3 separate regions of the Homo sapiens genome follow, and all the other regions are linked to region 2. A link is a loop called in an ENCODE intact Hi-C map of the cell type or tissue named here. Cell type or tissue: GM12878. All regions are shown on one strand.

Region 1 (8,000 bases), 100 kb after region 2:
TTTAAAAACCAATCTGATTCCAGAGCACTCCACGCAGCTGCCGGGTGCCCAATTAGCATCCTGAATTGTGCCAGGCAGCCAGCCCAGTGGGTGCTCTGGCCATGAACAGCTTCAGCAAAAGCCTCCCTAGCCGCAGGCCAGGCAGAGCTGGAGGTGCAGCCACGGGGCACTGGCCAGAGGGTGGAGACCACTTCTTGGAGAGAAGACACAGAGCAAAGAGCACTCCAAGTTCAAGGCGAAGCTTTTGGAGCTGGAGCAGTGGTTCTGAAGTGGTGGAGCACAGCTCCCTGGAATGCCTCAGACCCTTCATGAGTGGGCCACCACGCTGGAGACTCCTGTGTGCCCCTCCAGATTCACCTGCCATTTTCCTCTACCCTGCTCTGTGTCCTGGAAGGCCGCCCCGTACGGAGTCCTCTGGCTTCTTCTTAGTACAGTGGTCACCTCTTATCCATGATTTTAGTTACCCACAGTCAACCATGGTCCCAAAATATTAAATGGAAAAAAATCACAGAAATAAAAAATCCATACATTTTCCACTGTGCACCATTCCAAGTAGAATGATGAAATCTTGTACTCTCCCACTTCAGCGCACCTGGGACATGAATCCTTCCTTTGTCCATTGGATCCACGCCGTCTACAATCCCCACCGTCTAGTCACTTAGTAGCCCTCTCGGTGATCAGATCGACTCTCGTGCTATCCCAGTGCCTGTGTTCAAGGAACCCTTATTTTAGTGAATGATGACCCCAAAGTGCAAGAGTATTGATGCTGGCAATTCAGGTATGCCAAAGAGAAACTGTAAAGTGCTTCCTTCAAGTGAAAAGATGAAAGTTCACGACTTAATAAGGAAAGAAAAAGATTGTATGGCGAGGTTGCTAAGATCTGTGGTAAGAATGAATCTTGCATCTGTGAAATTGTGAAGAATGAAAAAGAAATCGTGCTATATATATATATGTGTGTGTGTCTGTGTGTGTGTGTACGGTTCAGTAGTATTCTATGGTTTCAGGCACGCACTAGGGATCTGGGAACATACTCCCCATGGAGAAGAGGGGACTACTGGCAGGAGATTGGTGGGTGGAAAGAGAGAGGCCAGGGTGCTTATTGCATTGCAAGTTGGCAGCATCCCTCCACCCCAGGGCACACTCCTGTCAGGCAGCCTTCTCTCACTCCTCTTTCTGGCTCCTTTCCTTGCCCTGTTAGCCTAAGGGTGAGAACAGCTCCCAGCTGGAAGCCCCAGGGCACTAACCAATCTCTTGTGGTTACCCTAAATCTTCCAATACCCTTGCCACTGGTGCCTTCATTAAACTTTCTTTAATTATGCTGTTTGAGTATATCATCAGTTCCCTGCTGAGACCTAGACACAGTCACCAAACTTGGAACAAAATATAAAGTATATTTTTGCCACAACTAAGTTTATAAACGATGATGGGCATCTGTCTCTGTGCCAAGCTGAGCGGGTCATGTGGTGCATCTGCCAAGACGCCATTTGGTTGCAAATAACAGAAACCCTGATTCATGCTGCTTTAAATAGAAAATGGGGTATTTTCTCACTTAACAGAAGGTCTGAAGGAAGGCAGTCACTGACACTGATTTCAATGATTTCAGGACCAACCTCTGTGATTCTCTAGGCTTTTCTCTTGTGGACACAAGATGGCTGCTTCAGCTCCAGGCACCTCATCCATGCTTAAGTTGGGAATAAGCTGGCCTTATGAAAATATTAGGTTGGTGCAAAAGTAATTGCGATTTTTGCCATTACTTTTAATGGCAAAAACTGCAATTACTTTTGCACCAACCTAAAAGCATCAATCACTTCTGCGCAGGAAAAAGGAAGATTTCCCAAATGCTGCACCAAGAAGACTCACAGGCTATATCTGGGTAGCCCAGCCACTCTGGCTGCAAGGAAAGCGGGAAGAGAACTATACAGCATTCAATCCTCTGGAGGGGGAGGTATAAAGGGAAAGAGAGTCTGGAAACTGTTTGAAGGTAAGGTAACTCTTCAGCAGGGTCTTGCATTGCACCAAAAAATAACAGAGGTACACCTTGCAATGAGCACAAAATAAGAGGCACAAGTGAGGGTGAAGTCAACCTCCCCATCTCCCATTTCTGGTGTTTACTGGCACGAGTGGGACTTTTGCTAGTCAAGGCAGTAAATGATTCTATTCTGCCAGCAGCCCCGTCCCTTCAATTGTGCTGCCAAAAATATTATTATTTTCACAGTCTAATCGGCCCACAAAAAGTTACAGTAATTCATGTTTTCCTGGTGCAGAGAGCCAAATTCCTGACTCGCCCCAGAGTTAAAAGGCACAGTGGCTTAGGGCAAAGGGCAGAATCCTTCAAATTACCAAACTGAAAGGCTTAAAACAGAATCCAAATCAGGGAATGATGCCTCCCACCCCCCTAGCTCCTCATCTCTGCCCTAAGAATGTGTTCATGTCTTCTCAGCCTCCAAAGGTCCCTTGCACTTTAAGCAAGATCATTCTTATTCCCCAATTTTTCCCCCAGCTCTGCTCAAATATGTAAGCATACAATGACTGTTTGGCTGCCTCATCACTGTCAAATGACACTAGACCAGTTGTGATTTTCTTCTTTCTGCTCATCTGTCTCTTCTCATTTTCTTGACAATAAACATGTATGGTGTGTAATCAATTTTTTTAATTTAGTTTTTTTTTAAACAACACTAGGCATCTATCAGAAGGAAAATGAGAATACCACCCTAGCAAATTATACCATTGCCCCCATTTTGCCCGTCCATGGGGGATTAAAGAAATATACTCCCTAAAGGACACAAGTAGCTGCCAATGATTCGCTGAGTCAGATTCAAGAAGCTTTGGAAGGAGTAGTTCAATCTAGTGGCCTTCTCCCCACTCCTTCTGAGCTTCCTGCACAGTCTGGGGAGAGAAAGGTTAATTCCACACTGTGATTGAGGTTTATCAAATATATCAGACTTTCCTCAAACAGTTTTGGAAATGGCCAAGTAATGGAATGACCTTGCCAAGCTCTTTCCCACTGAATTTCGGAGCCTGTGTGTATTTTGATGGAAATATAATCCATATGTTTGCTTCATTTATACATCCTCATCCACACAGCTCTAAGAGCTAGCTGATTGATGTCCAGGGGCTCTTAGAGACTTTTTGGAGAATTTTTTCCTCAAAAAGGAGGAAGCTGACTTCACTGGCAGCAGTAGGAGCTTGCCTGCCAAACATCTGGGAGTGAGTCAAGACACAGAAGCCAAAGGTCTGGAGAAGAAGATGAAAGATCAGGTATCATCCTTCTCCAGGAATAAGGCTCGTGGCTTTTTTCTGTATCCAGTACTGATTGCTATGGTTCAAATGTCCCCTCCAAAACCTCATGTCAAAATTGAATTGCCATTCCAACAGTATTAAGAGTTGGGACATTTAAGAGATCATTAGGTCATGAGGCCTCTGCCCTCACGGATGGATTAATGCAGTTTCCACAGGGGCAGGTTAGTTATCACAGGAGCGTTCTCGAATAAAAGGATGAGTTTCCTCTCCATCACATGTGCACGCTTCCTCACCACGTGAGGCTTTCTGCCACATTATGATGCCACAAGAAGGCCCTCATCAGATGGCCAAGCAGGTGCCACCACCATGCCCTTTGACTTCCAGCCTCTAGACCCATGAGCTAAATAAATGTCTTTTCTTTATAAATTACCCAGTCTGTGGTATTCTGTTACAGCAGCAGAAAATAGACTGTAATACTTAATAAGCGCCTACTATTTACAGGTGCAGTGTTGCTGTGGGGAGCAGAAAAGCTACAAAAATGATTCTCATCTGTGGATTCTCTCCTCAAGGAGCTACCTAGCAGTTACACTGGGGGCAGCAACCTTTCCGTAAAAGGGCAGATAGTAAATAATGTGGCTTTACTGGCCTGGCGGTCTCTGTGGCAACTCCCCAACTCTGCCAGCAAAGCGTGAAAGTTGTCATAGACAATACGTGAACAAAAGAGGATGCCTATGTTTCAATCAAACTTAATTCACAAACACAGGGCTGGGGCAGATTGGCCCACAGACCATAGTGTACCAATCGCTAGTCCAGCTGGAACCATGTGAAATTGTTGGCATTTGATTGTTCCCTACCTCCACAAACAGCAATTTCTTACGGTTTCACCTAATGGTTAGGGAGAGTAAATAAAGTCAGACAACTAATATGAAGAAGAAAGTACACGAGGCCATGATCATGGTAGAGATGATGTTGTTTGTCTGATGCTTCCGAAATGCAGCGAGCTCATGTTTCTAGCCAGGTGACCTCAAACTCATCTCTCTTCCCTACCCTGCCCTAAGTGCGCCACATGGGCCTCCATTTCCAGTGTGAAAGTACAACCACTGGTTCTGCTAAAGTTGCATTAAAACCTAAAATACTTTGTAGGTTTTAATGGTATTCATGGCAGGGAGGAGGATTGACATGGTTGAAGGTGTTTGAGAAGCACAGGAGTAACTGATATCAACCAGGATGGATTCTTGCAGGTCTTACCAAAGCCTTTGACATGATCATCTTCAGAATCTAGGACATCTAAAGAAGGAGATGGAACATGAAGTATTTCCCCAACTGATTTGTTCGAGAAGACCTTTGTTTATGAAAAGCATCCCTCCAGATTGTGGTTCTGTGAGCTATACCATAGGAAATTCTGAACTTTATGTTTCTAAAGAGAACAGTCTTCTCTCATGGCAGACCCTGTTTCTAGGGCCCACGTGATTCTCACGTGACTCTATTAACAAAGTCGGAGTGGGAAAAGATGGTAAGACAAAGATTCTGCCATCAGCCTGACATCTACCCTGGGGAGGAAGGTTTGACCGAGGATGATCCCAGAAGCAGCACTGATTAGATAGCTGCCACTTTCCATTTTCTGCTTTAAGGGATGTAACTTGACACCCAGACTTGAACCTTTCTGGGAGAATTCATGTAATGACATTATGACATCTTGTGGCCACTTAGAGGAACCCACAGTATTCCCACTAGATTTCAATCCTGAAGGACAAAAGCCCCCATTAAAAGACCACCAGCCAATGGAGTCCCAGGAGGACATCTCCCCTTTTCCTGCTCTGTCTTGGCCCACAGGATAAGTTTCTACCAGTTAGTCTCTTGCAATTCGTAGTGTGGTCTTTGTACCAGCAGGACTAGAAGCATCAGCACCAATGCAAATTCTTCAGCCACCCCAAAGCAACAGAGTCAGAATCAGCATTTTAATAAGAGCCCGAGTGAGTGGAATACGCAGTAAAGCTTGAAGAGTGTTGCTTTGGTCTACCTTTCTTTGTGGGTAAATGCCAAGTTTTGCTTCTTTTTTCAGTATTAGGGGAAAGGCAAGCATCAGACGTGGGCAAGCAGAACGTTAAGCTAGAAGCTCTGCTCTGTGGTTTGAACTATGTCACTGTTTCTAGGAATTTACAAGGACCCAAGAACAAGGCCAATAATTTTGTTTGGCTGTTTTTCCTAGTATTTATTGGATATTTTTGCCAGATCACATGTTAAGCATGCTCCATGCACTCTCTCACTTAACTCCCACAGACTTTGAAGTAGAAACTATTACTAGCCCCACTTTCTAGAGGAGGAGACTAAGTCTAAGAGAGGAAGCGAACTTCCAGCTAACCACGTAGATGGTGATCTCTGCTCAGTCCTCAAAACTCACTAGAGTCAGGGGGAGAAAATAAAAAAGCTATAAACAAATAAGACATAAACAGGAGAGGGAACAACAGCAAATAGGAAATGTCAAGAAGTTTACGGGGATGGAGAATGGACAGAAAAGGACAGCCGATTTGGATCTTGGCTTTCTCCTCTCTAATAAGTGCCTGCAGAGACAGCAGCAAATAAGGAGAGATCATGCAGTGCTGAATCTTGGAAGCTTCTGGAACTGGAGGTACCAGGTACCTCTGGAGGCAGGCTGGGAAGGGTGGTTGAAAGTCATTACAAGCTTAACCACTCCCTTCCCCTATCTTCTCCCCAGGCCCACATTACCAGGCAAGTGCCCCAGCTCTGCAGCTGCAAATGCGTAGCTGACTCTCAGCAGATGCTATGCCAAGGATGCTGGTTTAGGGGACACCAGACCCTACTAAGGATAGGAATGAGGAACTGTACTGAAAACAGGGGAGTAAATGAGCGTCAGTCCATTGAAGAGTGAGGCTCAGACCCTTATCTCCAACTCAGCTCCACAGTGCCATCCTCTAGCTCCTCAGCATCCCGTGACTATGGCCCCCAACACACACACACACACACACACACACACACACACACACACACACACACACACTGTCAACCCCAAGCAGACCCTTAGATGCTTCTTCCCCAGGGAGGCTGGCTGAGCCAAAAGCAAAGACCCAAGGAATTTGATATTTGGGGACTGTATTAGTCTTTTCTCATGCCGCTGATAAAGGCATACCTGAGACTGGGTAATTTATAAAGAAGAAGAGATTTAATGGACTCAGTTCCACATGGCTGGAGAGGCCTCACAATCATGGCGGAAGGTGAAAGCCACATCTTACATAGTGGCAGACAAACAGGGAATGAGAATCAAGCAAAAGGGGTTTCCCCTTATAAAACCATCAGATCTCATGAGATTTACTCCTACCATGAGAACACTATGGGGGAAACCACCCCCATGATTCAATTACCTCCCACCAGGTCCCTCCCACAACACGTGGGAATTATGGGAGCTACAATTCAAGGTGAGACTTGGGTGGGGACACAGCCAAACCATATCAGGGACTCTTTGGAAAAAATGCCCACCCACAGGTTTTTCAGACAACTGCATCCCCCTAGACATGTGAACAGTATTTCCACCTTCACAGAAACCAAAACAGACTAAAAGGGAGAAACAGAGAAGCAGAAGAAGGTTTTCAAAAACATCCTCCGGGCGGGTGTGGTGGCTCACGCCTATAATCCCAGCACTTTGGGAGGCCGAGGGGGGTGGATCACAAGGTCAAGACATCGAGACCATCCTGGCCAACATGGTGAAACCCCGTCTCTACTAAAAATACAAAAACAAGTTGGGTGTAGTGGTGTGCACCTGTAGCTACTCGGGAGGCTGAGGCAGGAGAATCACTTGAACCCGGGAGGCGGAGGTTGCAGTGAGCCGAGATTGCACCACTGCACTCCAACCTGGTGACAGAGCGAGACTCCGTCTCAAAAAAAAAAAAATTCCTCAGAAAGAAAAGATAACATATCCTTTAAACAAGAACAGGATACTCTCAGAGACTAATAGAACTGAGCAGGAGAGTCTGGAAATTAAAAACAAGTAGCTGCTGGGTGCAGTGGCTCACGCCTGTAATCCCAGCACTTTGGGAGGCTAAGGCAGGTGGATCACCTGAGATCAGGAGTTCAAGATCAGCCTGACCAACATGGTGAAACCCATCTCTACTAAAAATACAAAAATTAGTCAGGCTTGGTGGTGCAATCCTATAATCCCAGCTACTCGGGAGGCTGAGGCAAGAGAATCACTTGAACCTGGGAGGCGGAGGTTGCAGTGAGCCAAGATTTTGCCACTGCACTCCAGCCTGGGTGACAGAGCAAGACTCCGTCTCAAAAAAATAATAATAACAAAAATAAAAACAAGTAGGTAACCAAAGCAAGACAGCAATGGGGTTGTGCATTCCAGCCCCTGTTTCTTTGTTTCTTCCCCACTCCTGTTTAACAACTGCTCCTCCCAGTCTCCCTCTCAATGTTGTCATCAGTCACCCACTTACAAAGCCCTAGGAGAACGCTATGGGCCGAATTTTTCTCCAAAAATTCACACGGTGAAGTCTTAACTCCCAGTACTTCAGAATGTTTCTGTATTTAGACATAGGGTCTTTAAAGAGGTAGTAAGATTAAATGAGGTCAAATAAGTGGGCCCTAAAGCACGTGACTGTCCGCACTTGGAGATAGGGCCTTCAAAGTAGGGCAGGCCCTAATCCACCTAATCCAATCTGACCAGTGTCCTTATAAGAAAAGGAAAATTGAATGCAGGATGAGAAGGCAGGGGTGCATGCACACAGAGGGGAGATCATGTGAGG
Region 2 (8,000 bases):
CTGGTGCCATTCACTCAAGTAATTACTAATTAAATTTCATAACTAACCCTGCAGTCGGCCGCCTCCCTGGTCTTTGTGGCACTGAGTTTGCAAGTCCTGCCTTACTCTGAAGGTTCCTTTTGTTTTCCTGCTCTCCTTCCCTGATTAGTTCAAGCACATATTCAAAGGAGCACACATTCCCTGAGCTCCTTCTGACTGATGGGTGTTGTCACAGGCTTCTGGAGAGAGCTTGTCTGCAATGACTTCTCCGTGGATAATGGACGTCGACTTGGCTGCATTTCTCACGCCTTCCCCTTGTGTTTAGCAATCTCACATTTTTGGAGATGTTGTTGGAGCATCTGTGATGAACCAGGGGCTGGAATGAGAGCTTTGCAAACCCTCGAACCTGTGCTTTTGGGGAGGTGTTATCAGTCCTACTCTATAGATGGAGAAACTGACATGCAGAGAGGCAAAGAAAATTGTTCTGGGTCTCATAACTGACAAGGGATGGTGCCAGGATCTAATCCCACGGTTGGATTAGTAGATCCTGAGCCCTATCTACTTCATATACTCTCTGGCCCCATCAGGATTATCTGTAATGAGAGGCTCAGGAGGCCCAGGGTCAGGACCACATAGCTGGTGTCAGAAGGGTCCAGGACAGGGGGTCCATCGCAACAGGAGAATAAGCAGATCGTGGAAGGTCAGGCATGGAAGCCACACAGCACTCAGCCTTCTAAATCCTCCTATGTGCGTCTTTTGATAGACGGGGAAACTGAGCCCCCTGGGGTGGGAAAGGTTCATTTCTAATTAATTACTCTTCTCTCTCTCTCTTTTTTTTTTTTTTAATAATTTCAACTTTAGATGGAGGGGGTACACGTGCAGGTTTGTTACCTGGGTATATTGCATGATGCTGAGGTTTGGGGTACAATTCATCCCATCACCCCCATACTGAGCATAGTACCCACAGTTAGTTTTTCAAACCTTGTCCTCCTCCCTCTCTGCTCTAGTACTCTCCAGTGTCTATTGCTGCCATCTTTATGTCCATGAGTGCCCGATGTTTAGCTTCTACTTATAAGTGAGAACATGCGGTATTTGGTTTTCTGTTCCTGCATTAATTTGCTTAGGATAATGGCCTTCAGCTGCATCCATGTTGCTGCAAAGGACATAATTTTGTTCATTTTTTATGGCTGTGTAGTATTCCACAATGTATACGTACCACATTTTCTTTATCCAGTCCACCATTGATGGGCATTTAACTTGATTCCATGTCTTTGCTATTGTGAATAGTGCTGCAATGAACATTCAAGTGCATGTATCTTTTTGGTAGAATAATTTCTTTTGGATATATACCCAGTAATGGGATTGCTGGGTTGAATGGTAGCTCTGTGTTAAGTTCTTTGAGAATTTCTCTTCTTTATAATACATTAATCCAGGCTTTCTCCACCTTGGCACTATTGACATTTTGGGCCAAATAATTCTTTGTTTTAGAAGACTGTCCTACACCCTGTAAGATGGCTAGTGGCAACCCTGACCTCTACCCACCAGAGGCCAGTTGCACCTCCCTGGCCCCTGGCCAGGTTGTAACAACTAGCAATGTCTTCAGATTGGAGGCTGGTTGAAAACCCCTGCATTCATCTGACCAGGCCCCTTGCTGGCTTACAATTCTTCAAGTTTCCCATAGTTTTTCTGGATAAAAGCAAAACTCCTTTGCTGGATCTATAAAACCTTCAATGATATGGCCCTGCTAATATAATTCAAGACACTTGTCTCTAGCCAGCACCCTCCCCAACGCCCAGAGAAAAAAATAATAGCTGACAAATACTGAGTACTTCCTAAGTGCGAGGCATTGTTCTAAGTATAAGTGCACTCCAAGGGTCACCATCTGTATGTCATAGCTGAGAAAATTGAAGTCTCTAGAGTTTAAGAAATGTGCGCAGGGCCACATGGTTAGCCCCTGGCAGATCTCCAGTTTGAATCCTGGCATTCTGACCTTGCCCCCAGCCCCTTTGCTTAACATACATAATAGGAACGATCGTTGCTCGAGCTTCTATCAATGCCGTTCCCTGAGGATGAAGCCCCACCCTGCTTCTCTGCACCGCTGACTCCTCTCACCCTCACTGTTCCCGGACAGTGGAGACAGCGTCTCTTTCGTTGCTCATCAAATCCTATGCCTGGCACAGCCCCAAGCTCAGCCAGTGTTTGTAACTCACCGGGTGTGTCAGCCCAGGACTCACCTCTCCTGGCAGGGCTGTCTTCATAAGGGATGATTTGCTTGACCAAAACAAACTCACTTGCGCTAACTTAAACACAGGGAAAGCAATCCTGAGGAGTTAGGTTATCTTGCAGGTCACAAGGACAAGAATTCATCTGGGTATCCTCTAGTTTAAGACTAGAAATTCCTCACAACAGACTGGTGCTGGGAATTGGAAAGCTGGCAGGAAGCAAATGGGCTCTTCCTCCTCTCTCTTTGGGTTCTTAAGGAGCACTTTTCTCCTTCTCTGCTTCATTTGCCTGCTTTTTGCTGTAGACCAGCCCCCAGCTCTCTGTTTGCACACCAGAACATGTGACTCCCAAATGCCTCCCCAGCACGGCCACCCCAACCACCCCAGCACAGGCAGCTCCAGCCCAAGTCTATGCACCTTAAAGGTTTAGTCCACGAAGCGACTTGATTTGTAAGTCTGAGCCCTAAGGCCAGGTCACTGGGAGGGAAATCCCATTGGCCCTGCTTGGTCAGGGGGTCACAACCTGGCTACAGATGACTCACTGGGGACTCTGGGAATAATCTCTCTCAAAAGGTAAAGTGGACAGGGACAGAGAAGATGATTAAGAAAGGAATAGAAATCCAGGGGAGGCCAGGCGCGGTAGCTCACACCTGTAATCCCAGCACTTTGGGAGGCGAGATGGGCAGATCACTTGAGGTCAGGAGTTCGAGACCAGCCTGGCCAGCGTGGTGAAACCCCCATCTCTACTAAAAATACAAAAATTAGCTGGGTGTGGTGGTACATGCCTGTAATCCCAGCTAGTGGGGAGACTGACTCAGGAGAATAGTTTGAACCCGGGAGGCAGAGGTTGCAGTGAGCCAAGATCACGCTACTGCACTCCAGCCTGGGCAACAGAGCGAGACTCCATCTAAAAAAAAAAAAAAAAAAAAAAAGAAGAAAGAAAGAAAGGCAGGGGAAAATTGAAAATTATGACAGAGGAAACAATGAGGTGAAAGAAAGGCCCAGTGTCTCAGATCGCCCTGGCTGTCCCCTGAGTTGAGGACACATCTCTTTCCTCCTTCTAAGAAGAGGCCTTGTCACTTTGTTCTTGCTGGCAGAGCTGGAAAGGCTTGAAGGAGACCACCCAGTGAGGTCACCACACAGTCCTCTTTGCTGCCCCCCATCCTCCCTGCTTTATGGTACCCAAGTCAGGGCTGCTGACCAACCACTGAGTGTCTTGACAAGTCTCAGAGAAGAGATGGACAAGGTACAAAAGTCCTCCGGCTGTTCGGCTGGGAATGGGCTCCCTAATTATGTTCTCAGCCCATACGCCCTGTGGCCACAGCTTCCAGTTAACTAGCAGCAGCCAGAGGGGTGGGGCAGGGGCAGACAGACCAGGTTCCAGGTAATTGTGGCCAAGCCGGAGCTGAACACAGAATGTGGAGGGTGTGCTGGCTTCTGGACACCCCAGATTATGGCTCTGGTGTTGTGTCTATATGATGCAACCAGGGTGTGTATCTTCCCCCCAGGGAAAGGCCCTCCCCACTCCAACCACCACCACAGGTGGTGTGGAGAACTTGCTAGATGCACGCAGTATCTTCTTCCTCCTTCTCAGGGGCCCTGCTGAGCCCAGAAGACCTAATTATATTTAGCGGGTTGCAGTTTAGGACTTGCGGTTAGGCAGGAAAGTGTGTGATTCTCCAAGTGTGGTTCCCCCTAATACCTGCATCTGAATCCCCTGGGGAGCTTATAAAAATGCAGCTTTCTGGGCCCCACCTTTGACCTATAGAATCAGAATCTCTGGATTGGTGGGGCCCAGGAGTCTGTACTTTAATAAACTTACTCTCTCCCCTCTGCTGCACATCAATCGTGTGCACACCAGTGATTCTGTTGTACTCAAAAGTTTAAGGACCGAAAATCACTGGCACAGTGGTTAAAAGCTTGGTGTCTAAACTTGGAGCCTGACTCTCTTATTAGCTGGCCCTGTGGCCAAATTAGTTACGATGCTTCATCTCAGTTCCCTCACCTGTAAAATGGGCATAAACACAGCATGCATGTCATAGAGTTACTGGAAGCACTCAGTGCCCTTAGCTGTAAATAGTGAGCACTGCCTAATGATAGCTGTCATGCTTTGTTGTGGTGGAGGACAGAGAGGATATGAAAGCTGTGAAGGCCAAAGACTAGAAGCCAACCCAGACTTAAGTCTAGAGCTGGCGGACTGGGGTGCCAGGGAAGAATGATCTCTGAGCAGAGCACAGCAAAGATGAGATGTCATCCAGGGCAAGGCCCAGAGGAGGTCACGTGCTGTAAAGTCCCTGCAGTGAGACAGCATGGGGCACCTAGGGACGAGAGCCAGACACAGTCAAGGGCAAGAAAGACAGGTAGGCAGGAGCCAGACTGGGAGAGGCCTGGTAGACCAAGGCGTGGGCACTTGATCCTGTGAATGATGAAGGGTCATGTAGGTTACATTTGCACACTGTTACACCTTTAGACACGGGCACCTGAGGTTCTTGCTTAGGGTGTGATTTATAGGGCTCTACCCTGGAGCCCACTGCCTCCCCGACAACCTGGTTGAGGAGTGGTGATACCTAAGGATTCGCCACCTGGAACCTACATCCACTTCTTTATGCATCATGCTTTACATACTTGGAACTCCTGCTCCAAACATCCTGAGCCTACCTTTAGGGTCTGTGCACACCTCTTTCTCTTGTCCCTCTTCCTTCTCCAGGGAGGCTGCTACAGCTTTTGTCCAGCAGGCCAATCTGAGAGGCAACCGTGTGTGTACAGGAGGGGTGGGCAACTCTTGGACTTGCAGTCTGTGGGGTCCACATGCGTGGGGCTGGAGATGGGCCTTGCACCCTCCTTTGTGCTCTTCTCCCAGGTTGCAGTAGGTATCGGGGCAGGACTGCTGCAGATTTGCTCTCTGGCTTGCCAGAAGGGAATGGACTAGGCGAGGCCTCCAGACTCAAGGCCTGCAGACCTGTTATGAGCCTGTTGCCAAAATCCCAGCCAAAGAAAATGGTGGCTTCTGGCTAAGTTGTGGTGGCTAGGAGTGGGGGAAGGTGACTGATTCAAGAACTATTCAGTAGGTGGCCTCATACTGTTCCCTGTCTTGTCTTTGACTGCTCATGGGAACCAATCCACCATTCCACAGGGAGGAGGAGAAAGTAATTTGAAGCTAGCAGGGTTAGATGCAGAAACAATAGGCTTATCCAGACTATACAGAAAAAGGTAAAAGAAAAAAAAATCAGTGACACACAAAAGCTAATACAATATTACCTCACTTGCAGAAGAGCATTGCTGAAAGACAGGACCTCTGGTGCATGGCAAAGACTGAAGAAGAGAGAAGTTGGGGAGGGAAGCTTTGAGTTTATGTGAGACTAAGGCTAGGTAGCAATCTCATGCCTTCTCATTGCTGCCAATGAAAAAATTTTAGCTTGCCATCAAAAAACAGAATTTCTGGAAAACTTATATCCTCCACTATGTGCTTGACAGCTTCCCCATGTTTGAAGACTCTTCTGATAAGATCAGTGTGGATATGAACACATGCGACCTTTTGATATTATGTAACAAAATGTGTCAACATTTGGTAGATCTGCAGAACTCTGTGAACCAATATTTTCCAAATAGTTGATATAATGTTATAGAATCACACATGGGTAAAAGGTCCATTTAAAACACAACATAGACAGATTGATTTTAATATGATAAAATATAAAAGCTCACTGATAGGTTTTCAGATTTCATGTTGCATCTAACCAGTACAAAAACTACCACTTGTTGAGTTTTGGTATAGTATCACAAAGGAATAGCCACAGTTATCTGAAGAGGGTATTAAAATCGTCCTTTCGTTTCCAACTGTGTGAAGCTGAATTTTTAAATACATTTTAACCAAAACAACGCATCCCAATAGATTGAATGAAGAACATATATGGGAATCTGGCTGTCTTCAATTAAGACAGAAGCTGAGGCCAGGCATGGTGACTCAAGCCTGTAATCCCAACACCACCTTGGGAGGCTGAGGTGGGAGGATTACTTGAGCCCAGGAGTTCAAGAACAGCCTGGGCAACATAGTGAGTCCTTGTCTCTGCTAAAAAAAAAAAAAAAAAAAAAAAAAAATTGTGTGGTGTGCACCTGTAGTCCCAAATACTTGGGAGGCTGAGGCAGGAGGATGATCGCTTGAGCCCAGGAGATCGAGGCTGCAGTAAGCCGTGATCGTGCCAGTGTACTCCAGCCTGGGTGACAGAGCAAGACCTTGCCTCAAAAAGAAGAAAAAAGAAAAGATTAGATTGGCAAAAATGTAAAAACAATACAACTTTATTTTACTAACTTTTAAGAAAATATAGTTATTTTTCATAAAAATATGATACACATGTTAACATATAAGGGGTTTATTATTGTTATTCTAATGAGTTAATAAATATTTTAAATACATATTTTTAAAAACATTCTTTGGGCTCATGTAGTTTTAAAGGTATAGGGTTCTGAGGCCAAAGTGTGAGAACATCCATTCAAACTATTTCTTGGAAAAATCTCACTTTTTCACTTAAAACGGTATCAAGGATATCTGTTCAAATATAATATCTAATAATATAAATAATGCTACCTTTTTAGTACTTAGAGTATGCCCAGAAATTGTGCTAAGCAGTTTGCAAGCATCAACTCATTTCCATTTACTCTTTACAAAAGAACCTGTGTGAGGTAGGTACATGTACCCCAATCTGCAGATGAAGGCACAGAGAGGTTAAACTGCTTGCCCAAGGATACACAGCTACTTAGGTGATCCAGCCAGTTTTGAACTCAGACACTCTGACTCTAGAGCCCGCATGTTTCGTAGTAACCAAAAGTATGGAAGTCCCAAGATGTCTGTGAATAAATATACCTTGAGTAGGTTTTAAGGACTAAAGTGGTATATAGGGCTTTGCTTAGGAAAAATTGCAACATAAATTTGGGTAGGTGATTTATGTAGCCATGAATCTTTCTCACCATAAGTAATCTGTGGTCTTGGTGTACCTGTTGTGTTTTTGCACAGGCCTTCTAGCACCCCCCAAAAAACTGAAAGACCAGAGAAGATTAGCTGTTCACCTGCACACTCTTTTGAGACTCTCGGTGAATACCAAGGGTTTCCCTGCCAAACTGTGAAGAATGCCTTCTCTAACCCACTTCAATCCACCTTCTGTCTTCTTATCTGCTGTTTCATAACCCCATAGTTTTCCTGTAGCCATGTATCCCAATTGGTAATGATCTGTTTGTCAACTGGATTGCTCAGATCCCTGCTCCCCGACTAGATCACGTCAGGTCTAGTTGCTCCTTGAGAACAGGGAACCTGGCTGTTTGCATTCATCCTTGTGTCCTCTGAACCTAGGACAGTGCCCAGTACACTGTAGCTCTCGTAAATGCTGGTTGAGTGAATGACTGTGAAGTAGATACTCTCAGAGCTCTGCACCTAACCCCTTCACTGTTTCTGTGCACACCAGCTCCTGAGGGACTCTGTTTCCTACCAGTCTGTCCCTGCACTTCTTCATTAGGGGCTGCTCTCAGGCAGCTAGAGCCTTGCTGCACCAGTCAAGTGCTGGCGATGCCTGAAAATGTATGCCCCTCTGGGGACAGCCCTTAACCAGTGACAGGTGGTGAGAATTGCAAGTAGAAATACTTCGTCATATCACCCCTCATCAGGACACCCAAGATGCACCCCGTTTCCGAAGGTTCCCTGCAAGATTGAATCTAAAGTACCCTTCCTGGCAGGGGTCTCCAACCCCCAGGCCATGGACCAGTACCTGTCCATGGCTTGTTAGGAACCAGGCCGCACAGCCGGAGGTG
Region 3 (8,000 bases), 81 kb before region 2:
TGAGCTTCAAATAACCATCAGATATATTCTGAGACACACACATATGCACACACATACACATACACACACATACACACACACACACCCTCTGTACAGGCTTGTAATATGAGGCCTGTGATGGTGATGTCTCATGTTATTTAGGGAGTCGGGTTCTAAATTTCTACAAAGATGAAAATTGTGTACAGTTAAAGGTGCATTTGGAAAATCCCTTCAAATGCCCACTAGCACAGTGAGGTGCTTGCACCGTGAGAGGTAGGAAGTAAATCTGATTACTTCAGCTCTCACATGCCCCTTGCAGGTGAGGATGGGCAGAACCAACACCATGTCAGCCCTCTTTTTCACTCTTCTTGCTGAGGGCATGGAGATGAATTCACTTTAGTTAACTGTATAGGTTATATAATTTCACCTTGATCAGCTCACCCCCAGGAGGGTTAGTCCTGTCTACAAATACAAAAGCCACTCGTGTCTTTTTTGTAGGAAAAATTCCTCACTACCTGGTAAGGAAGACCCTCCATTGTCTCAGCCACTAAAAACACTCCCAGTGTCTTCCATCCCTTTTTCTTCCCCTTTCTCTCCTAAAAAGACTGACTTTGGCTTTTGAAAATTGGTTAAACCTTCTCTCTCTCCCTCTTTTCTCTCTTTCTCATTAGCATTTCTAAGTGTAATGTTCAAAGCTTCCAATGGGGACAATGCCCTGAAATTTCAGACAGCTCCAAAGGACTCCTTCCCACGCTGATGTAGGCACTTGAGTTTTGAATTAGCAATTTCCCAGCACAACCTGAATTCTAGAAGTTAGGTTACAAGTGGATTGATGAACTTTATTATTCAGACCTTTTCAGTTAAAAGTGCCAGAAACCAACTCAAAGCTTAAGTAAAATGGGGAAGTTTTTTTGACTCATGCGAGTGAAAATTTGAATGTGGTATTAGCCTTGGGATGCTAGTGAATCGAATGACAAGGATCTCTTTTCCCTCCCCTTGCCTTCCTCTTTTCCACTGTCCCTTCCTCCCTCCCCATCTCTTCTTCCTTCCTTTCCCCCTTTCTCCCTCCCCTGCATAGACTTAGCTTCTCTTTTCTCTGTAGGTTGGGGCTGATTCCCTCTTACAAGAGGACTCCATTCATTTATGGGGTTGGGTGAACTGCATCCTTCACTCACATCATCACATCTTAGGGCCGTCCAAGGAAACAGTGATTTCTCTCTTCTGGTGCCCAAAGGTGTGTCAACAAAAAGAGTCAAACTCTGTAAAATATTTGAAGAGATTTATTCTAGCCAAACATGAGTGACCAATGGCCTGTGACACAACCCTCAGGAGATCCTGAGAACATGTGCCCAAGGTGGTTGAGCTACAACTTGGTTTTCTACATTTTAGGGAGACATAAGAAGATCAATCAATACATGTAAGATGTGTATTGGTTCGGTCTGGAATGGCAGGACAACTGGAAGCGGGGGCGCTCACAGGTCATAGGCAGATTCAGAGACTTTTTGATTGGCATTTGGTTGAAAGAGTTATTATCTAAAGACCTGGGATCAACAGAAGGAATGTCTGGGTTGTGATAAGGCATTGTAGACACCAAGGTTTATCATGTAGATGAAGCCTCAGGTGGCAGGCTGCAGACAGAATAGATTGTAAATGTTTCTTATCACACTTAAAACGTCTGTTCTATCAGTCTTAAGGTTGAGTTGATGTTAATGCTGGTCAGGTGAGCCTGAATTCCAAAAGGGGAGGACGGTTTGGTGAAGCATGTCTGACTCCCTCTTCCCATCATGGCCTGAACTAGTTTTTCTGGTTAACTTTGGAATGCCTTGGCCAAGAGATGGGGTCCATCAAAATGGCTGAGGACTTAGAATTTTACTTTTGGTTTATGGATGAATCCCAGAGAAGGATTCTGATAGGCTGGTCTGGTCACAAGCTTCCTTAGCCCAGTCACAGGGTCTGAAGGGAGAAGACACTAGGATTGGGCAGACCTCGATCCCATGGCCAACCTTGTGGCTTACGGGAAGACTGAGGAGTTTAGCAGCCTGACAGACACCATATAGCAGTATGCAGTGTGCCAGGCGTGGTGGCTCATGCCTATAATCCCAAAACTTTGGGAGGCCAAGGTGGGCAGATCTCCTGGAGTCAGGAGTTTGAGGGCCAACAAGGCGAGACCCCGTCTCTACTAAAAATAGAAAAAATAGCTGGGTGTGGTGATGCGTGTCTGTAATTTCAGCTACTCAGGAGGCTGAAGCAGGAGCGTCACTTGAACCCCAGAGGCAGGGGTTGGCCTGAGCTGAGATCACACCACTGCACTCCAGCCTGGGCAACAGAGTGAAACTCTGTCAACAAAAAAAAAAAGAAGAAGAAGAAGTATGCAGTGACAAGGATTTTCCCAAAGAAAGATAAAGGGAGAGTGCAGGTACAAATGTAAAGAAGAAATAAGCACTATGTGGAATAAACCACATATGTTCACCTCAGGGTCCTAAGAAAAATCAGAAAAAAAAAAAACAAAAAAACAAAAAAAAACAACAACAAAAAAACCAGACCATCTCACTCCTACCATCACACATTCAACCAAACATCCTAATGGGCCTGCAGCTCAAGCTGACCTTACCAGCACTGTGTATGATATTACCTTGCAACTAGTAACAGTCTTAGCAACCGGCCCCAAATAGTCATCTCTGAGCAGTGATCCACAACTTGGAGAAGGCATGAAAACGAAGTTTCTCTGATTTGAAAATCTGCTCACTTTGTAAGTCAGGATTTTGCAAGTTTTCTAATTATAGTGGTTTACCCTTAAAGCCAAACAAAACCAAAAAAACCAATGCCATAATTGCGTGCAATGCTTGAAGCAATTACTTTTGGCAGCTCCAGGCACCACCTCCGTTCTCCGTCATCCATCACAGTGTGGACTGAATGTCTGCAGAGCAAGCATTCTGCTGCCATTCCAGACCAAAGGTCATGCTAATGTCTCTGTCTGTTTTTTCTCTCTTTATCTTTCTTCTTCCCTCTTTTAAAGTCTGGTCCCTAGACAAGCAGCATCAGCATCTCCCGGGAACTTACTTGAAATGCAAATTCTTGAACCCCTTCCCAGACCTGCTGAATCTGAAAGAGAAAGTAGAGGTGGCAGCAACCTATATTTTCACAAGCCCTCGAAGTGATCCTGACGCACCCTCACGTTTGCTGAATCCCGCCTTATGTAATGCCCTATTGTCACACTGACCTCAGAGCTATGCACACATATGCTTCCTCTTTTTGTTTCCTGCTCAGAAACTCCCCATGGTCCAGATAATAAATTACATACTCAGTTTAGTCATTCAAAGACCTTGGCAATCTCATTTTCCTAACTTATTGCTAATTAATATATTCATTGTTATGAATCTTATTTATTTATTGAGCATTTAGAATGAGCCAAACACTATGCAAGGTCCTTAATATACCTTGTGTATTAGTCAGTCCAGGTTGCCATAACAAAATACCATAGCCTGGGTGGTTTAAACAACCGGCATTTATTTTCTCACAGTTCTGGAGGCTGGAAGTCTAATATTAAGGTGCTGGCTGATTCTGGTTCCGGTGAAGGCCCTCTTCCTGGCTTGTAGACAGCTGCCTTCTTGTGGTGTCCTTGTATGGTAAAGAGAGAGAACTCTCTCTCTCTCTCTCTCTCTCTGTTTTTTCATCTTCTTATAAAGCCACCAATGCTATCATGGAGGCTCCTTTCCCTTGACCTCATCTAGCCTCAATTACCTCCCGAGAGTCTTATCTCCAAATTCGACACATTGGTGGTTAGTGCGTCAACATATAAATTTGGGGGATATGCAGTTCAGATCATAGTACGTTGATTTATGTAAACCTTCCAACAAGCTGTGAGATAAGAATCACTGAGCCCATTGGCTGTTGAGGAAACTGAAGCTTAGAGAAGCTCGGGAAGCTGCCTAAGACCAAAGTTAGTAGGGGGTGGTGCCAGAGTCTAATCCTGTGGAGGCATTCTTCCTCCCACACAGCATCACTCCCACGACCTGTTCTCTCCGTTATCCATGGCTGCCCAGGTGTCCAGACGTGCCCCTGCCTTCCCTCCTGGACACCTTGCTCAAACCACCCCTAAACCTGGATCTCCTCTCTGCGCTCCTTTGTCTAAATGTATTGAGTCCTGGAAAACAAATCCATCTTCACTGGCTTCCCTGATGAGAATCATTTTCTTTTTCTTTTCTTTCTTTCCTTCTTTTCTCCTTTTTGCAGCAAGTTTTTCATTCCTTTTTTTTCTAACATTATTCTCAGGGCTCCTCTGTCCCTCCAAATTCTCTTTGCTCACCCCAGGCAGTACACGCCTCTCTAAGTTCCTTGCTAACTTCACTTCCAGTAGCTCAAGGGAGATCCCTATGGAGCATTATTGATAACAGTGATTATTAGTGTTTCTAAATATTTTGGAAATGTCCACCACATTCTAGTAACTACAGGTTTCTGCAGACACCCAAAGTCTTTTTTGGAAGGAGCTGATGACCCAGAGTCAGCAGATTGAAACTCAAAGCAAAAGGTTTATTTGGCCAACGGTTTTCAAATCCTTTCTGTCTCTCTCTTTCTCTCCCTTTTTTTTTTCCTTGTCCTTTTTCTTGTTTTTCTGTTTGTTTGTTTTAGGGATAGCAGAATCAAATGAAGCAATGATAGAAAAAGGTAAGTTGGATGGAATAATGAGTGGTGCTCTCACTCCCAGTGGTCAGTTCTGATATCAGTATGACAACAGAGTAGTATATAAAGCAGAGGTTGGCAAACTGTAGCATGCATCACAATGACCTGGAGTGCTTGTGAAAGCACGATTGCTGCTGCACCCATTCCCTTTCAGATTGACAAGAACTGGATGGGGCCCAAGAATATGCATTTCTAGTAAGTTTCCAGGTGATGTCAATACTGCTGGTCCAGGGGCCACACTTTGAGAACCACTGACCTAAAAGGCTTCCTTACCCTTGTTGGAGATTTAGAAATAGATGAGCATATATATGTATCACTGAGATGCTTTGGCTAGGGTATGAGTAAACCCACCTGAATGTAGTTTAGGCAGTAAGGCATCAAAGGAAGTCTGGAGGTAGTATCCATGGATAGCTCAGCCAATGACTGACTTCAATAAGGATTAGCCTCTCCCCGTCTTTCTGTCCTGCCATCCTCATCATGTTGGCTTTGTTCTTGGGCTTGTCTCTTCATTATTCCAGAAAGGCTGAAGGCTGCCACTGTTCCACGTATCACATGTGAACCCAGAAACATCAGCCTGAAGAAGAGATGGGGTTTTCTTCCTTGCGGTTTTTTTTTTTTTTGAGACAGAGTCTTGCTGTGTCTCCCAGGCTAGAGTGCAATGGCATGATCTCGACTCACTGCAACCTCCACCTCCCAGGTTCAAGCAATTCTCCTGCCTCAGTCTCCCAAGTAGCTGGGATTACAGGCTTGTGCCACCATGCCCAGTTAATTTTTGTATTTTTAGTAGAGACGGGATTTCACCATTGACCAGGCCGGTCTTGAACTCGTGACCTCAAGTATTCCACCTGCCTTGGCCTCCCAAAGTGCTGGAATTACAGGCAGGAGCCACCGTGCCTGGCCCATGTATCTTTTTATTCAGGAGGAACAACTCTCCCAGAGGTGCCCAGAGGGTATTCCATTAAATCCCACTCGCTATAATAGTCATGTACCCACAGTTGCTGGCAATGGAATTACCATGATCTGGTGAGTCCAAGTGATATCCCCTTCCTGGGGCTGGGGAGGAGCCCTTTGCCCCTGTCTCCCTGGCCCACCAGCGGATTGTAGGGGAGGAGAGAGAACTGGCAGTGCAGGCTTACAGAGCATTGAAGCAGCAGCAGCTGCAGCTGCATGGGGAGCGACCCCACCTCACTTCCTGGAAGAAGCCAGAGCCACAGCTGTGATGCAGAGACCTGGGGCCTGGCCACACTCCTGGAAAACTGGCACCAGGAGCTGCCACACCTGGGTGGGGGAGAGGCAGGCAGATCCTTTTCTCTGGCCATGCTAGCAGCGTGGGGGTGAGGCCTCCAGGTACTCGTTCACACGTTGGGCATCAGCGGGTCCACGTCTTGCAAGGGTTGAGTGCCCGATGGACTAGGGCCAGGGCCTGGTTGACGGTCAGCCTGTGGGGCCTGGGGTCACTCACAGTTGTGTCTCTTTGTTCTGAACATCCATTCTGAGTCGCAGCCCAGGTACACCTTAGGAAGGGCTGGGTCCCATTACCCTGTCCCTGAACACCACTTATTAAGACAGCTGATGACCCTGGCTCGCCTTGTGATGGAGGCCCCTGGGAGTCAGCAGAGCCGAGCACATAGCACACATCAGGCAGAGCAGGCCAGAGATGGTCAACTCTTGAACTTAGCCAGCTAAAAGAAGGTGGGAAAGGTCCTTGGGGGAGGCAATTGACTGTGTCAGCCACAATCACCTACTCCTCCTTCTCTGCAGATCCCACTAGAGGAGAAAATAGACACAAGGGGGTGAGGGGAAGAAAGTATGGATCAGGGCTTCCTGGCATACTGCATCGAAGGATGCCTGCGGTGGACATCTGCAACTTTTCCTACCCAGTGTCTGCCCCCTCCTTTCTCCTAACAGCACCCAATTTTCCTCTGGGGAACCACTCCACCCCGATTTGGGTGGTCTTGGTGGGTCAAGCAAGGTGCACTGACTTCACCTGTCCTTTCCCATCACCCAAGCTTGGCCAATCTGAGTTTCTATCCTGGGGATTTCAACCTTGAGCAAAACAACACAAGAGCAGAAAACATTTGGAGAGGGCAGGTGTCCTCCCCTCTCTGGAAACAGGAAATAAGCATCCCCCACTTACAATCCTCCTCCTCCTCCTCTCCTCTTTTAGATATAGCATGTGCAGGTGCTCTGTGGGAAACTTTACATGCATGGTCTCAACTAATCCTAGCAACAATCTTACGGGTGACTACCACTACCTCCATTTTACAGATGAAAAACCAAAGCTTCAAGAACTTTAAGGATCACAGAGCTAGTAACTGGTAGATCTTAGATTTGAATTTATACCTACCAGATTACGAAGCCCTGTTTTTCTTGTTCTCCTAGAATATGAGGAGAAAATGAGCCCTCCCCAGGCAGCACTGTGAAATGGCTGAAGGTCTTTTATCTTCTCTGTCCATATACGTGGGAGTCTTAGCGCCTACACTGCTGTCTAATCTAGGCTTGTTAGAGCTGGGCAGTGTTTCACAATCCTCCCAGATAGCTGGCAGTAAGATGTAAATGACACTCATAGGAGCCCTCACGGACAGCTACTTGGAGACAGTCTGTGTGTAATATGGATAGAAAAAGCACTGCTGATAGTATCTGAACCTCTGGATCTGGCAATACCTGAAGTCCAGACTCCTGAACTTCATTTTTGCGTAAGTCAGTTTGAATTGGGTTTTATTGCTTACAACTGAAAAAGTTTTAGCCAGTGTTTCTTAATCACTTTAAAAAATGGAGGAATGTGGAAGTGGCTTCGCTAGGGAAGCTTCCAGCGTGGGGATGGCACAAGCTGGAGGTGGGGCAGCGGTGCCCAGGGCGCCGGCGGGTCCTGGGAGTCCCCGGCGGGAGCAGCAGCCGGCAGCAAGTGCAGCTGCTGGGGAAGCAGTGCCCAGCCCCGTGGTCCAGGATTCACAGCAAAGAGGAGAAAGTGAATTGCAAGCCCAAAACCCAGGACAAACAGGAGATCCCCTTCCAGCTCCGGGAGATTATGAGGAGCCGCTGGGAGATGAAAAATCCGACCGGTAACAAGAAGAGGAAGAAAGCGGCCCAGGTGGGCTTCAGAAAGACACTGGAAAAGGAAGCAAAGGGAGTGGAGCCCGACATTGCCGTCCCCAAGTTCAAGCAGAGGAAGGGGGAGTCCGACTAGGCCTTATCCAGCACATGCTATTCCTCAGCAAGAACCAGGCCACCCAGCAGCCAGAGGTCCAGGCAGCTCCCAAGGAGAAGTCTGAGCTGAAAAAAGCAAAAAAAGTGTTCCAGAAGCGACGACTAGATAAAGTCTGGCAGAAAAAGGAGGAAAA

The links. A loop is a pair of places that touch in the nucleus more often than their neighbours do. Peaks named below come from ENCODE experiments on the same cell type or tissue, not always from the same donor. Only the 100,000 strongest peaks of a DNase experiment are listed, where the experiment ranks them.
Region 1: it touches region 2 in a loop (2.2-fold over the local background); 5 of 110 quality-filtered maps call a loop at or near these places.
Region 3: a loop joins it to region 2, with 4 times the contacts of the local background. A loop is called at or near these places in 5 of 110 quality-filtered maps.

Annotation. Positions count from the first base shown.
Region 1 is chr3:72,260,613-72,268,612 of GRCh38, forward strand. No RefSeq gene overlaps it. Among named protein-coding and RNA genes, the nearest start is that of LINC00870, 110 kb to the left of the region's middle. RefSeq lists enhancers at 5,387-5,496, 6,352-6,421. In GM12878, a CTCF peak has its summit at 4,939 (motif pointing left); DNase peaks (open chromatin) are centred at 5,233 and 6,528.
Region 2 is chr3:72,160,290-72,168,289 of GRCh38, forward strand. The region is part of intron 2 of LINC00870 (long intergenic non-protein coding RNA 870); the gene reads left to right. Among named protein-coding and RNA genes, the nearest start is that of LINC00870, 13 kb to the left of the region's middle. RefSeq lists enhancers at 2,455-2,504, 2,525-2,624, 3,625-3,894, 4,405-4,514. In GM12878, no CTCF peak of the experiment used is centred here; DNase peaks (open chromatin) are centred at 4,022 and 4,142; H3K4me3 peaks cover 590 bases; H3K27ac peaks cover 2,815 bases.
Region 3 is chr3:72,079,411-72,087,410 of GRCh38, forward strand. The region is part of intron 2 of LINC00877 (long intergenic non-protein coding RNA 877); the gene reads right to left. It also overlaps the pseudogene CCDC137P2 and the pseudogene CCDC137P1. Among named protein-coding and RNA genes, the nearest start is that of LINC00877, 17 kb to the right of the region's middle. RefSeq lists a silencer at 2,541-2,610 and enhancers at 2,951-3,050, 7,750-8,000. In GM12878, no CTCF peak of the experiment used is centred here; a DNase peak (open chromatin) is centred at 3,161; H3K4me3 peaks cover 566 bases; H3K27ac peaks cover 4,051 bases.